Regions from separate parts of the Homo sapiens genome. Here region 2 is linked to region 1. A link is a loop called in an ENCODE intact Hi-C map of the cell type or tissue named here. Cell type or tissue: psoas muscle. All regions are shown on one strand.

The links. Hi-C counts contacts between places; a loop is a spot of excess contacts. Peaks named below come from ENCODE experiments on the same cell type or tissue, not always from the same donor. Only the 100,000 strongest peaks of a DNase experiment are listed, where the experiment ranks them.
Region 2: it touches region 1 in a loop (2.2-fold over the local background); 5 of 110 quality-filtered maps call a loop at or near these places.

Annotation. Positions count from the first base shown.
Region 1 is chr2:175,851,193-175,859,192 of GRCh38, reverse strand. No RefSeq gene overlaps it. Among named protein-coding and RNA genes, the nearest start is that of LNPK, 150 kb to the left of the region's middle. In psoas muscle, no CTCF peak of the experiment used is centred here; DNase peaks (open chromatin) are centred at 3,252 and 4,312; H3K4me3 peaks cover 1,606 bases; H3K27ac peaks cover 3,109 bases.
Region 2 is chr2:176,076,602-176,084,601 of GRCh38, reverse strand. EVX2 (even-skipped homeobox 2) reads left to right here and starts at 640. Exons shown (of 3, transcript NM_001080458.2): 1 at 640-1,252; 2 at 2,153-2,424; 3 at 3,764-7,130. The coding sequence starts at 826. The coding sequence ends at 4,495. RefSeq lists enhancers at 1,266-1,881, 5,046-5,687, 7,920-8,000. In psoas muscle, CTCF peaks have their summits at 4,359 and 4,563 (motif pointing right); DNase peaks (open chromatin) are centred at 3,870 and 4,551; H3K4me3 peaks cover 3,099 bases; H3K27me3 peaks cover 7,765 bases.

The DNA.
Region 1 (8,000 bases):
GTGGACTTTGGGGACTCAGGGGAAGGGGTGAGGGTTAAAAGACTACAAATAGGGTGCAGTGTATACTGTTCGGGTGACGGGTGCACCAAAAATCTTAACAAATCACCACTGAAGAACTTACCCATGTAACCAAACATCACCTGTTCCCCAATAACCTATGGAGATAAAAAATGTTTTCAGATCATAAAACTAGAAAAAGAGAAAAATAAACTCCAGGAAATATGTTCAATAACATTAGGCATTAGGGAAGTGCAAATTAAAATCACAATGAGATATCTCCACACGCCTGTGAGAATGGACTACTTCTATATTGCACTACACCACTATCAGAATTACGCTGAGTGAGAAAAGTCAATCTCAAGAGGTCACATGGTATATTGTTTAATTTACATAACATTCTTGAAGTAACACTATAGGAATGGAGAACAGATTACTGGTTGGTTGCCATGGGTTCAGACCTTGGGATGGAGCAGATGAAGACGGAAGCGGGTTTGGTATAAAGGAGCAACACAGAGGATTGCATATCCTTGTGGTGATGGCACTGTTCTTTTTCTTGACTGTGGTCACATGACTCTACACATTTGATAAAACCACTTTGAATTAAATACCCACACATGTACACAAATAAGTGCATGTATAACTGGTAAAATCTGAATAAGGTGGGTGGAGTGTATCAATGTCAGTGTCCTGGTTGTGAACTGGGTGAAGGGTACATAGGATCTTTCCTGTATTGTTTCCTAAAACTGTACGTGAATCTACAATTGTCTCAAAATAAAAAGCTTTTAAAGATTACAAAACAGTGCCTTTCCCATGCAGTCTAGGAGCAAATAACTTCTTGAATCAAGCCTGTCTTACCGAAAACAAGGACTGAGCCTCCACCATTCCTTGTTTCTCTTGACTCTTGAAAAGATGCCTCCTGGTCCAAATATGTTCACAACCATGCTGCAGAATGAGAGAAGTGCATGCTGGGGCTGTGCTCTACTCACAGGAGTCATAACTCGGTCTCTCGTTTGGTAGTTGTGAACTGCCTGCCTCAGAAAGACCAGAGCTGCTGATTAAGATGCAGATTTTTCTAGGCCCCACACCAGACCTATCCAGAATAACTACCTCGTTAATTTCCTGATGTTATTATTGTGCATAAGGTTGGAGTTCTCTGTAGGGGTAGCCTCAGGTGTGATCGTAGGAAGTGGCTATTTGTGGCTCAGGTATCTTTGCTTGACTTTTGATGTAAGAAAACATGATATTCCCTCATGCAGGCTTCAATACTCTCAACTACTGACCCAGTCTTTAATTCTCAAACTGAGGGTCTGGGTGATATGTTCCCTTCTACATACAGCCTTTGGAGCCTACCTGGCCACTTTGCTTGAAATAACTGGATTGAGATGGGCTAGTAGTGTGTCCAGAGTTTGTTCCTTCTGGTGGGTTCGTGGTCTCGCTGACTTCAAGAATGAAGCCGTGGGACCTTTGCAGTGAGTGTTACAGCCCTTAAAGATGACATGGACCCAAAGAGTGAGAAGTAGCAAGGTTTCTCGTGAAGAGCGAAAGAACAGAACTTCCACAGCATGGAAGGGAACCCGAGCGGATTGCCTCTATTGGCTGGGGTGGCCAGCTTTTATTCCCTTATTGGCCCCTCCCATGTTCTGTTTCTGTCCTATCAGAGTGCCCTTTTTTCAATCCTCCCTGAGATTGGCTACTTTTAGGATCCTGCTGATTGGTGCATTTTACAATCCTCTTGCTAGCTACAGAGCACTGATTGGTGCATTTTACAATCCTCTTGTAAGACAGAAAAGTTCTCCAAGTCCCCACTCAACCTAGGAAGTCCAGCTGGCTTCACCTCTCAGTAGCAAACAAGCAAAATTATTAGAAATCTTACATTTCTATGTAACTATTTGTTTTCAAAGTGCTTTCAAAACTAAAGACACAAACACCCTATTCACTGGCTCCTCCCTACAAATCTTCAAGACAAGTAGAAGTATGAATAACTCCCATTTACAAAAGTGTAAACTGAGGCTCAGATAGATGAACTGATTTGTTCAGGCTTCTGAATGCAGAAAGTGGTGGAGCCAGCTTTTGAATCCAAGGTTTCTTACCAGCCCATCCTCCATTTTTCCTCTTCCACTTCCACTGAACTCTTTCTACCCCTTTTTTCTCCCTTCCTTCCTTAAATTTTTACTTGCTCTTTCCATTAATCAGTGTCAACTAAATGGCCTCTTTTGGCTGTTCTGTCCTAGCCTTTGCAGAAATAGGTACATTTGCCACCATGAAACACAAATAATTTACCACTTTACTAACCTAAATGCTGGCAAGCCCTTACCAGCTGGGTGTATTCACTTGTCAGTGTCTTTACAGAGAAATGTGGTGGAAACTCTGAAAAATGTTTTGCTTAATTAGGCTGTTTTATGAACATTTCTTTCACTCTATGAATTTTCCTAACTCTTGATTTTGTAAAGCTAAAAATAACTTCACCGATAATCATGCCATATGGATGTGGGGTGCACTTTTTCTTTTCTTTTTTCCCCTCAAAGGACACATGTAACCACCCACAAAAAGAGGGCTGAGATCTCTGCTGTTTGACAGAATGGTAAGGGAAGATGCTTGTATAATTTGAACCCTAAACATATTTAACTGAAATAATGCGAGACTGGCTGTTCTGTTTATCCAGCAGAAAGAGAGTGCTTTTTCATTTCTTTAGTTAATTTGATTCATGTAAATTGCTTATTCTCCAAAATCCATCCAGCATTAAATGTGAAATAATTGTCTAAACTACAGAATGATCCAGATAACTATTTAACAAGCTCTTTCCTTCTAGAGCTTACACATATGCAGGAGGAAAAAAGTTTTTCCCTTATATTATTCGTATAACTTTAAAAAGTCTTTGCAGTGCTTTATCATCCACCCATATTTGGTCACCCACAGAGCTTTGGGCATAGAGACTTAGCTACACAGAGCACAGAGGTAGTAGATTTGTTCTGCTTTCAAAGAGGTTCACAGCAGTATTATATTTTTGTGTGTGTTCATTCTTCAAACCTACTGTTTTCTCCTTCCCCAGTAGTGGGCAAGAGGGCATTTCTTAGCTTCCCTTCTTTAAGTGTCTGATCAGGAAGTCCTTAAGGTGAACGATGTACTCCCACCAGCCTGCCAGTAAATGTGAACAGTCTTCGTCTGCCAGCTGCCTGCTGAAGTGATTTAGCTGCTGTGTGCCTGGACCCAGAGCTCAGAACAGGAGCTGGGCAACAACTGAGTCTAAAAATAAGCTGGCAGCCACATTCCAAGTGCTAGGCTATGGCTGAGTCACCCCTTGCAGCATTTCAGCAGGAGCACGGCTGGGCATGTGTGGCTGCATTTTGTACCTGCCAACCTCTATGGGGAGTTCTTTTCTCCATGCCATGCTTCTCATACAAGTCATGGTGCACAGGAAAAACAATGTTGGAATACCGGGGTTGATTTGGTGAAGTTCTAACCTGAGATAATGTATTAGTCCTTATGCAGGAGGGGAAGGAAGGTCAGCCTTTTCTTATATTATCTTAATAGACATAGTCCATGAAAGCTTCCAGGGCTAATTGTGGTGAAAATGTGCCAGGTAGACCCCTTTCATGCCAACCATAATTAATAGTGTTATAGTCTTCAAGGCCATAATGCTCATCAGTTATTAATTAGCAATTCATTTTGTTGAATAAATAATACTTATGATTGATGATAGAACTTGTAATTGGGCACTAGAAATGGCTCCCCTGGGACTGGCTTACCAGCAAGTATTAACCGCGACATGGTAACGACAAACACAGAGGATCGTGCAGGAAAATCCAAGTTAAACAATTGTAACACAGCCAAGGTATTCCTTCTCAACAGGAGAAAAATCTGTCCTGATGTGTATTCTGGGCTAGAGTGTGTTAATGGTTTCTGGCCACACAGTGTTTGGGTTTTCCATTTCCTCTTAAGTTTGTAATCAGCCACCCTATTTTTTTTTTTTTCCAAAAAGCAAATTGTTCTTTGCAAGACAATTCTATTGACTTCAAATTACTCTTGCTATAGGTCCTTTCGAAGTATCGTCATGACATGTACACACAGACTTGAGGGAAAAAAGTGCTTTTCTGAAAAAGTAATGATTGAAATTTTTATTTTAAATGATTCCTTAGATTGAATTCACTTTAGATTAACAGATTTTCCTGCCCAATTGATTTTCTGGCATCCATGCAGTGATCCAGCAGAGATAAAATGGGGGTTCATTTAGTCCATGGCTCCAAGGAAAAGTGAGAGCCTGGCAAAGAGAGCCAGCAAAGCTTCTTTCTCGCCTGCTCGGTTGGAGCAGGACAACTGGAGCCGGTCAGCTGCTGACCAGATGCTGCCTTCAATTAATATTCCAACCCTCAAAGACATTTATCGCTTACTCTCGAAAGCAGAGCAGCTGAGTAATAAAGGGAACCACTAAAGCTGTTTTTTTTTCAAGAGCATTTATAATGGCTAAATTGCTTGAAATAAATTAGCACGAAAAATAAACATAGTTTGTACAGTATCTGTAAAACAAATTTCCAATCTTGGGAAAATAGAGCGACAAAGTGGGAGCTTGCATTTAACAAGCACATGCAATATGCTTCATTAAGATGGCTTTTTTTAAAAAAAAAAAAAATTTTAAAAGGGTTAATAAACTCCAAGATATCATTGCCAGTTAAACAGGTCCTGCACCATTTTAAGGGAAGTAAGAGGCTACAAAGGAGACAGTTAAAAAGAAACCAAGAGACTGTGTTGTAATGCTAACAGGCAATTAACAAACTCATGGGTGTTAATTATCTTCATACTGTATCATGTTCAATTAGCTTAGTCTCTGCAACAAAGGCAACGATGAACAATTGCTTTGATAGGCGTACAGTACTTCATTTGTAGTTAATCGGTTTAAGCCCTGCAGTTGCTAGGTTACCTTGGTCTCCAGAGGTAAAAAGCTGTACAGATGCACTATGTTTAAATGACTACAGAGAACTGTTTAAACTCAAACCATGTATAACTCTTTATTGATTTTTCACAGAAGATCTCAGCTCTGATGATAAGGTTTTGATATATTTTCCTGCTACAGCCAGTTCCTTAGAGTATTGCAGAAAAAAATCTGTCAATATGCTTCTATTATGATCTCTTGATCTGTGCCTATAAAAACCTTTAGCCGCAAACCTTATTATAAATAATGGAAGAAGCAATATCTGATTTTTTTTTTTCACACTGTACTACATGAAGATTTTTTTTCTTCATTGCCTTTGGATCCAAATTACAGGGCTTCTTTCTGTACCGGTGCTTTAAAATAATAAAGAAGAATTTCTAGCTCTAATTAATTTGATTGACTCTCAGCAGGACGGGATCAGCTGTAGCATCATGAACTTTAACAATAACTACCAATTGATGGGCAGTTCACATCAATAAGACCATCACTAGCCTCTCTCTCACCTGTCACCAGGCGGGGAGTGAGCAATAACCAGACCCCCACAGATGCTCCCCGCTTAGCGCTTTCTGCCCTATTAGCAATTTATAATGGTGATCAAGAAACAGTCAGCGGCAAATCAAGACAACTGTCTGGCTGCCTGTTTAATTGGCCTTGTTTGCTTTTTGATAAATGGCTCGTGACTACTGTAGGCCCCTGTATTTTGACTTTTAATAGGCCACAGTGATTAGACTACCAACAGATACTAGGTCAAAACTGAGGAAAGGTGCAAAAAATGTTAATTAATATCAATAATAGGCAATTATTAGTTAGACAGAAGGACCTACTAGCTGCGTGCTCTAATGGCTCAGAGCTAACTGGAAGAGAAGTGCTGCCAAATTAGCATAACTGTATGCAGACTGCATGGTGGAGCCTAGCAAACATCTGTTATGTTAGTAATTCAAATAGAATTCCTGCCTTTCGAGTGATATTCGCAGAGTCAGCAATCCCTCTTGGCCATTTCAAGGCACTAACAATACCCTAGTGACTGGTGTCCTTCCAAATGGGCTGTGTTTGAGGCTAAGAATTAAATTGCACCTTTGCTTTTGGGTTGTGCTGTTGAGGAGCTTAAGGGGGTCACTGTTCTCTGGTCAGCAGAGGGTGGAGGAGAAGGGTTTTGCATGAAGCCATACTGACCTTAGAGAGAAATGCAATGTGGGCCCAGCTGACTCAGGGAGGGACACAAGCTTTCTGTGTTTGCTGTTTCATAATTAGCACCTAGAACATGGCTATGCCTAACGTGTCACATAAAATGCTATATATAATTCTCACAGCGGGATTCTTTGTTATTCATTCCTTGAAGTGTGTGTTTGTGTGTGTGTGTACGTGTGTGCATGCACACTCACATACACACTGATAAAGGGCTGACAGTGTGTTTTGAAACATAAAATGAGTTAAGGTGAAGTAGCACTTAAGACAATGAAATGATGGGTATCATAAACACTATTTCCCATTCTTGTTATCAACATTGAGGTCACCTTGGGCAAAAATTTAAATTCTCGTCAAAGGATGTTAGAATAGATCCTTAAGTCCTAATGGAGATACTGAGATCCAGGGAGGTCAAGAGACTTGTTTAGGGCCAACGACCTGGTTCTGGGAATGGCTAGAAGGAGATACAGATTTCCAGACTTCCTACCCAGTGCCCTTCACCTGACCTTGCTGCCTCCCGAAAAGCTATGAGTTTCTGTCCATGATTTAGTGTCTGGTGGATATTTCCAAAAGCCACGTTTGAAATGTAAACGAGGAATATGTGTAGAAAGTGCTCCCACCATAAATGCATGACATTTATGAAATAGCATGTACCCAAACATACTTTCTATTTAGGATTTTAAAAAACTGGGTTATAAAATTGTAAAACCCACAACCATCTCTTGAGATATTTCACATTTTAATGAGAGGCAGAGTTTTTTTGTTTGTTTGTTTTTGTTTTGAGAAGGGTGTATTATAATTATGTTATTCTTTATTTCATTTCAAGCTTGTTTTCTTTTACGTCTGGCTTGGACCAAGCAGGGGAAAGATCTGTGTGTGGTGCCCTTTTCCTTCCCCACCAGAGGACTGACATTTAAGACCCATTTGACTAAACATTTTCAAGATCTCTAAAAAACAAAAGGTGTGTGGGTGTGTATGCGCGTGTGTAGGGGGAAAGAATCTGTTTCTTGAAGGATTGAGTTGAATTTTGGATTATAACAAACTGTAATTTTCTTCCTCCTTCTCCTCCTACCCTCCGACCCCCACCCTCACCCCTCAACACTAAGGAAGTCTCTCCAGCCACATCATTTTGTTAATAGCACTTAACTATTAGGCTTTTCAGTACCACAGTGCCAAAGAAAATGGGATTACTTTTTCATCTCTCTTCCTGCTTAAATACTTTGAAAAATCATCTGCTTTTGAGTCTATAAGGAAACTATTATGTAAGCTTAAAAATAACATTTTTAGATAATTCATTGCTGGGAATAAAGTCTTTTAAAATGATGGAGATATGATACTTTAGTTTTTTGTTTTTTTACTATTTCACTCAAATATTTGTTGAGCACTGAGCCAAATGTAAAATAATCATAAAGATAATAAGAATAGTACAATTATGAATTATTTACCTCCTAATATGTGGATCTCTTTACTAAACATTTTATATGTATCAACCATTCAATTCTTGTGACAACACAATGACATATAGCTGCTTTAAATCTCCATTTTACAAATAAAAAACTGAGGCTTAGCAAGCTCATTGAAGTATAAAGAAGTGCAGTTTCTATTTAACTTAAGTTTAAATGTTTTACTCTTTGTAATATAAATTGTTTTCCTTTTTTGAGGATTTTAAGAGTTTTCCCAATTCCTCTGTATAAAAAATATAAAGTTTGAGAAGCAACAAACAAAATGGTTTACTTCATAATGTCTTTTTCGGGTGTGTTACCTTTTTCAAATAGAGCATGCATTATATATAAAGGTTACGGTAACATTTTAAATATTGATGTTTCTAGAGTGAGAGGAAATTATATTTATTTTCTCTTAATAATTAAAGTTTTGGTTATTTTATTTC
Region 2 (8,000 bases), 230 kb before region 1:
GTCCTATTTGTTAAATAAAATACATATTTGGTTCCGAAATCCGAAAGATAAGTAATCCAGATAGGAGAGGCGCAAGGTCTTCTCCTTACGCAACTCTTCCTGCATCCTCCCCCTTATCTCCCCCCACTTATGCCCCCAGCTTGTAAATGGTAAAAAAAAAAAAAAAAAAAAAAAAAAAAACCAAACCTTCCCGAGGACCTACTCTGGAAAGTCAAACCATTATCTATTATTTAATACGTATCTGTGTCCAAGGAAAAATGAAGAAGGCGCTGCATGATTAGGACCTAAGGGGCAACCTAGCAAACTGAGAGCGTAATGATGCCCCTAAATGAAGGGGGAAATGTGCCGCGGCGCGCTCTATTAATCAGACTGTCAATTTCACCCCCGAGGCCAAACCCCCGGGCGAGCAGAACTGGCTCGGAGCGGGCAAAGGACCGGAGCCTTCCTCCTCACTTGTCTCTTCTCGCCTCCTACCTGGATCTATTTGTCTGCTCTGAAGCTGCCTTCATTACCCACTGACAGGAGGGTGTATTTATTTGCTTATAAACCTGTTACAATAAATGATTATTCGAACAGCGTCATTCGTACCTTAATGACGAGCGGGCGCTACTTTTTGATGAATGACATCTCGGGATCGGAAGGATGTATGGGTCATTTTGACCAGTCATTCCCTCGCTCTGGCATCCCACAATTTTTCCGCCTCCCTCCGAAAGCGATAATAATATTTAGAGGCGTTCGCTGGGGCTGAATGAGAATTAGCCCTAGGCGCAGCCTATCATTAGGACGGGACAGCAGGGCCACTGTGACATTTTTAAGAAAGCTGAGATGATGGAAAGAATAAGAAAAGAGATGATTCTGATGGAGAGAGGGCTGCACAGCCCTACGGCGGGCAAGAGATTCTCCAATTTGTCCAACTCGGCTGGCAATGCTGTGCTCGAGGCCCTGGAAAATTCGCAGCACCCGGCTCGCCTAAGCCCGCGCCTGCCGTCTGCCCCCCTGCACAGCGCTCTGGGAGAACTCCCCGCCAAGGGCAAATTCGAAATAGACACTTTGTTCAACCTGCAGCACACGGGCAGCGAAAGCACCGTCTCCTCCGAAATCTCCTCCGCCGCCGAGAGCCGCAAGAAGCCGGGCCATTATTCAGAGGCGGCCGCTGAGGCCGACATGAGCAGCGACGTGGAGGTGGGCTGCTCCGCGCTTCGCTCCCCCGGGGGCCTCGGCGCCGCTCAGCTTAAGGAAAACAATGGCAAAGGTAACCGCGCCGGCCGCACCGCGCTCTCCAGTCCCATCCTCTTTGCTCCTCCGCGGCCCCCGCCAGCCTTTCCCGGTGCCTTTTCCCCTCTCAGACCCTCCACAGGCAAGCTACACCGAGCTAGCACGGGCGGGGGCGGGACGCATGTCTGGGACCGTGCCTTCCAGTTCTGCTCCTTGAGCTTTCCCGCCAGGCTCAGGCCTGCGGAGCCTGGAACACCAGGCCCACCCGCCCTCGCTCCTGAGTCCGAGAAAATGTTTCTGCGCTCGTGTCTAAGAGCCCGAGCGAGCCGGTAGACCCCTAGTCAGCAGCCGAGTTGCTTTTGGGAAAGGTACCCTGGGCAACTACTCTGAACTCCCCTGCCCCTGTGCCCTCAGGGCTGGAGGGGGCATTCTTCTGGGTAAGTCGGAGGAAGCCTCGCCGGCGTCTCTGTTTAGGTCAGCGGGAGAAAGAGTTGAAAAGTATATTTCACCCCCTATTGGCTTGGGTTTGAGCTACTGCTGTGTTGGAACTCTTAAAATATTTGAAACCCCGAAGACTCAGATAAAGGTTAGAGGCCGTATAAAAAGCTGCCCTGCGGTCTCCAGACCATGGGAAACCCAGAGCTTCCCAAACTGCGCCCAGAGGTAGGCATTTTCCCTCGGCCACTTTTCCTCCTTGGTTGAAAATTTCTAATTATTAAAAAAGAAATCTCCTAATTCCGTTTCTATTATTTGCTTATGAAGGGCTCCCCAAACTTTATTGATTCCATTAACGGCAGCAATTTGTAAGCATGACAGACCCCATCAATTCCGGCAGCGACTCTCCTTCCTGACGGGGCTTCCCCGATCCGCGCGCAGCGCCAGCGCCGGGCTGTTGGTCCTACAGCCACTCATGCGCTGTTGGTCGTTTGTTTGCCAGGGTACGCAGAGAGCGGCTCGGCTGCCGGCACCACGACGTCGGCGTCGGGCTCAGGCCTCGGAAGCCTGCATGGAGGCAGCGGAGGCAGCGGCGGGAGCGCGGCGCTGGGTGGCTCCGGCTCTGGCGCGGATCAAGTGCGGCGCTACCGTACGGCGTTCACCCGCGAGCAGATCGCGCGCCTGGAGAAGGAGTTCTACCGGGAGAACTATGTGTCGCGGCCCCGCCGGTGCGAGCTGGCCGCGGCACTCAACCTGCCCGAAACCACCATCAAGGTATCAATTCCAGTGCATGCCTGCTCTGGCCTCCCCGGGGGCATCTGGGTTGATTGTTTCTTTTTCCCCTTTCCCCTTTCTGGGTGGCTAGATTTAGCTAAGGGTCTGGAAATCCGCGGGGGGTAGTCACCAAAGGAATTGGCTTATTTATTTCCCGGCCACCGAATCCGAACGGTTGTCCGGCCTGACGGATCTAAGAAGGCCCCCGAATGGTGACTCCAATGCTGAAAGCACTCGCCCCTGCTCCATTGTGCCCAACGCCTGGCCAGATGCCCCCTCGCCCATACCCACGGCCCCACTTTCCCCTAGGCGGCAAGCCCAGTTGGTCTTTGTTCCTCAAGCAGGAACCAGAGGTGAAACTTTTCATTTGCTCTTGAGCTTGGAGATTTATTTTCCGCATAAATCGTTACACGGAGAAAAGGATACTGTATCTTTAAAATCGATTGGTTTGAGACAGTAGTTTCCTGAACATTTTCCTCTTGGGCAACGAAAAAAGGGCAACCTCCTGCGGGGAAAAATGCAACGAAATTGTCCTTATTTATATATAACTTTAGGTTATTAATTTTATTATACGTCTGGGAGAGATAGCCGGGAGGTTAGGCGATTTGGTGAGCCCTTCATGGAGCGTTCGACACTGCAGAAAAAAGAAAAAATCTCCACGGGGTAGGGGAGGAGTGTGGAAGTCTCCCTCTGGTTTGATCGGGCTTTCTTTAATTTAGAGTTGTGACGAATGATGTCTTTATTAGATAGTGTTGGGAGGGGTGGAAACGTCCCCTTCCCCGTTTATGGAGACATTGCTCTACCCACTCATTTAAGGCAAACGATTCCAACAAAATCATCCCTTCAATATCAAAATCGGACCCGTGCCCCTAGGGGCAGGTCCTTGCAGTTCGGAGGGCTCAAGACTTCGCGCGGCGACCTCTCAGAAAAGCTGAGCGGCAGCCTCTCTTCAAAGGCTGCCCAGAATCCCCGTACAAATCCTGGGATTGAGAGACGGGTGCTCAGCGAGACCGGCACTGGTGGGTGGCGGGAGGGAGAGGAAAGGTTGGATTGGGACAAAAAAGTGCAGCAAGAAGTAAGGGAATAAAAGCCTGAGGAGCAGCAGCAGCCGGACGCGGGGGAGAGGACCCTCTTCGTTGAGGACGGTGTGCCCACGGCGGTCCACACACTGCCGTCCACACTTTCCCAGCTGGGAGACCACAGGGTACTCGGGGTTGGGCTTGGTCGGAGAGAAGTAGACCAAGCCATTCAGAGGTCCGGAAGGGGCAGAGGTCCTGGGACAGGAGCTGGGAACACGGGGCGCTCCCTAACCCAGGCTGCGGCGCGTCTCTCCCCGCAGGTGTGGTTCCAGAACCGGCGCATGAAGGACAAGCGGCAGCGCCTGGCCATGTCCTGGCCGCACCCAGCCGACCCCAGCTTCTACACCTACATGATGACGCACGCGGCCGCCACCGGAAGCCTGCCCTACCCCTTCCACTCGCACGTGCCGCTGCACTACTACCCGCACGTGGGCGTCACGGCGGCGGCGGCCGCGGCTGCAGCCTCAGGCGCGGCGGCCGCGGCTTCGTCGCCCTTCGCTACTTCCATCCGGCCACTGGACACCTTCCGCGCCCTCTCGCACCCCTACTCTCGGCCGGAGCTGCTGTGTAGCTTCCGCCACCCTGGTCTCTACCAGGCTCCCGCGGCCGCCGCGGGGCTCAACAGCGCGGCCTCTGCCGCGGCAGCCGCGGCAGCCGCAGCGGCTGCGGCCTCCTCGGCGGCGGCGGCCGGCGCGCCCCCCAGCGGCGGCTCTGCACCCTGCTCGTGCCTCAGTTGCCACAGCAGTCAGTCGGCGGCGGCAGCCGCGGCAGCAGCTGCCGCAGCCCTGGGTTCCCGGGGTGGCGGTGGCGGCGGCGGTGGTGGTGGTGGCGGCGGCGGCGGGGGCGCCGGGGCCGGGGGAGGCTCGGACTTCGGCTGCAGCGCGGCGGCGCCGCGTTCCGAGAGCGGCTTCCTGCCCTACTCGGCCGCGGTGCTTAGTAAGACGGCCGTGAGCCCGCCGGACCAGAGGGACGAGGCTCCGCTCACCAGATAACTACGTCGCCACCGCCAGGGGGCCGCGCCCGCCTCTCTGAGTGTGCCCGGGAGTCCCCTGTGCGCCCCCTGAGCCCTCCGCGCGTTGCCCGCTGCTGCCGCTGCCGCCAGGGGGCGCCCCGGGGCGCGGGAGGCCGAAGGGAACCTGCTCCGAATTGGGGGAGAAGGAGCAGGCGCAAAAGCCTGGCGGGCATCCCCCTAAATTATTTCTATTTTTGTATTTGCCACCCAGCCGTCTGCCCTTCTCTCTCTTTTCTGGCTCCCGGGACCCACTTTCCACCTCTGTCCTGAGCGCTTGGTTTCCCAAAGACCAACCCCTCGCCCCCTAAGCTAGTCCTGGCTGTGCACTCTCAGGTCCGGGTTGCTTGGCTGAACGGCGTGGCCCGAAGCAACGGAGAACCACAACAAAGACAGAGGGGGATGCTGTGCGCTGGTGCTTGGGGGCGGGGGAGGAGTCGCCCCGGAGGTTTCTCGCTGCTGCTGTTTTTCTTCCTTTTCTTTCAACGAGGGTGGGGGAGGTGGCAAACGTTCTTTCAGCCTGAGCTTATTAGGGACCCTGCCCGAAGAGTGCGGGAGAACGGAGGTCTGATAAGGCCGGGAGGACGGATGGAGAGCGTGGGCAGCGGTGGTTGTTTGTGAGATTGTTTACTACGTTCAGGAGCAAGGCGGGTAGGGATGTGGCCGCCTTCCCCGGGAAGGACAAAGCCGAGGTGCTGGAAGGGGTGGCCGTTGCGCCGCCTCCTTTTCGGTCCAACACCTTTCTCTCTTTTGGTCTTTGGTTTCAGTGCTGATGGAATGGAAGCATCTTGCATATTTTATGCAAAAAGTGATGGCAAAAGAGGTTGCCACGGCCAGGGAAGGGAAAGGAAGGGAGTTGGGGTAGGGGTAAGACTGATAGATCGCTGTAGTATTTGGAGAGGCGTTTTCAGCTCAGTTTTCCAACTACCGGGTTCCACTCGATCTGGGAAATACTTGAATCTCTAGATATATTAATATTATCCTAAAGCATTTCCTTAGACACTTTTCTAAGTTAGAACTCTCTATGTCCCTCGTCCCCTTCTCTCCTCGCTTTCCTTTTCCTCGGGTGAAATGGTTCTTGGCATATTTCTCACGCATGTCTATTGCGCCTTCGCCTCTGCAAAGCCACCGCTGGGTTGCTGAGACCCGCTCTGCCAACCCGGCTACTGGAGGGGTTTCCTTGAACTTGAAGAAAGGTACATCAAAACCCACTAGTGTTAACTGCCACGTCAAGTTTGATGCTAATAATGTGCAGATTATGACGAAAATTGCCAATCATGCTCTCTGATGGACCTCCTTTGAATGTGGAATTGGAGAAAAGTTCCCCGCACGGAGACCTGCTGTCAAGTACTAACAACCCGCTAAGGGAAGTCATTAGGAGAGACGGATAAGAGACTCGGTACATAAAACATTGTTCTTGGTGCATAGAATGTATGTTATTTAATGTTATCTCTGTTACCTGAAGTGATTTCGCAGAAGAAAGCCACGTTCTTATCATCTCAATTGCCGATTTTCATTTTGGTAACTTGGACGCCCTGGGTAGACTTTTCTCTGTTAAGTTGATATTCCACCAGTGTGAACAGCCTCATTAAATCAAGCCCAGATATTTCCATAATGCTCCCCGCAGAGCCACTTGGCTCCTCACATAATGAGATTTTCTGAAGAGTTGAAGCCCTAAAATAACTTGCTAGTGCATGTTTAGACCCAGCGAAGTGGGTATGTGTGTGTACGTGTATTAAAATGTAGGTAGGCTACCTACATGTGTTTGTGTATGTGTATATATATGTATATGTATGTATATGCATATATATATCCGTGCTCTTAAATACATATGTAAGAGATACACACATATTCATGTATACATACACATTGGCACTATTTTCTGTGGTTTATTTCAGATTTGTGTCCTGCCATCATATTGTTATTTTAAAGACACTGGATTTTAAAATATCATTTCCTAAATATAGGCTTTCAGTAAACTTTTGAAAGAATTAGTTTTCCAGGAGAAATTATTTCCATCAAATGGAAAATACATAAAGGGGAAACAGTATTTCGAAATTCCTGGGGTCTATTAAAATATTACCATAAAATATTAGAGAACTTTCCAATGAAATAGCAATGATCTAAAACTTAAGTTTTTGTTTTTGTTTTTAAAAACATGAGACTACTTATGTAAAATATTGATTATACCAGCTCTTATTCACTGAGTTTACATTTTTAAAAATATTAATATATAATTTAAGGCTAAATAAAATAAACCAAAATATGGTACCCTTTATCAGCTTTACCTATTTAGATTGTTAAAGTCCTTTGTTATGATCAGCTAACAGATGTATATAAGGTACTTTAGGCAGTAATGTTTACATTTCCCCCAAAAAATATATATGATTGATGAGAACGCTGGTTGGTAAAATTAACATAAATTCATCATTTGTTGGGTCCATTGGATCTGGTTATTATATTGAAATAAAATTGTAAATAAAGTCTTCGTGCTTTAAATATTGCTGGATGTATGAACTCACTGTAAGATATTTTACAAATGTGCAATAATTATAAAGCCTTGTATATTACGTTATTTATTGTGTTTGGTCATGTAAAATAAATGTTATTTAAATCAAGGCAGTTTTATTTGTTTAAGAGATTGCAAAATGGTTTGTGCTAGTGTTCGTTTTTAACTGTGGCATCCAGGGTTATGAGAATCTCTTAAAACAACATGTTTAAATCCATATAATACACATATCAGATGGATTAATTCATTCTAATCATTATTTTTATGGCAAATACATTACTCATGTTTATAGGAGACATGCACTCTTCCAAACATTGGTTTAACGTTAATTGGCTGGCTAAACAGATAAGAGTGTTTAGGAGTAGTGTGTGTGTCGATACACATGGTAGAGGACGTGCCGTCATATATATAGGGAGTGTGTACACAGGGTTAGGAGCTGTTTATGTTTGCAGTACTACAAAGGTAAACAAAATTAATTCCTCTATCTAATTAACTTGCCCACTTTTATTCTCCCACTTATGAAGTAAATATTAATATTTAATTCAAGGAAAAAGTTCACTCTTAATAGGAGCTCAGCCCTCTTCAAGCTCAGCCCTCCCTTACTAGTTCCATCTCCTTTGGTCTCTTTTAGGGGTGTACAGCACATTCTTCAAACTTAAGTAGTGTTTCTGTTTGCTGAGGATAAAGGATGCTGTGAACATTTTACCAAATTGGCTATGAGTATTTCAAGCAACTGGATATTTAAAAATATGATTTCCCCTCTTCCTTCTTTCTTTTGCTTTGGTACTTCAGCCCTGTTTTTCTTTCCCAATCCTATCTTCTTTCCCGAGTTCAGTCCACCTCTTCGTGTATTTACAGATCTGTCTTAAAATCGATATTTCGATGGCAAAATGCAAGAGTCAATGGTGTGTGCAAAGCAGTCTATTCGATTTAAAAACCAAGATGTCCCTTCCTCGAAATTTTCTTTTTCCAACTGCTC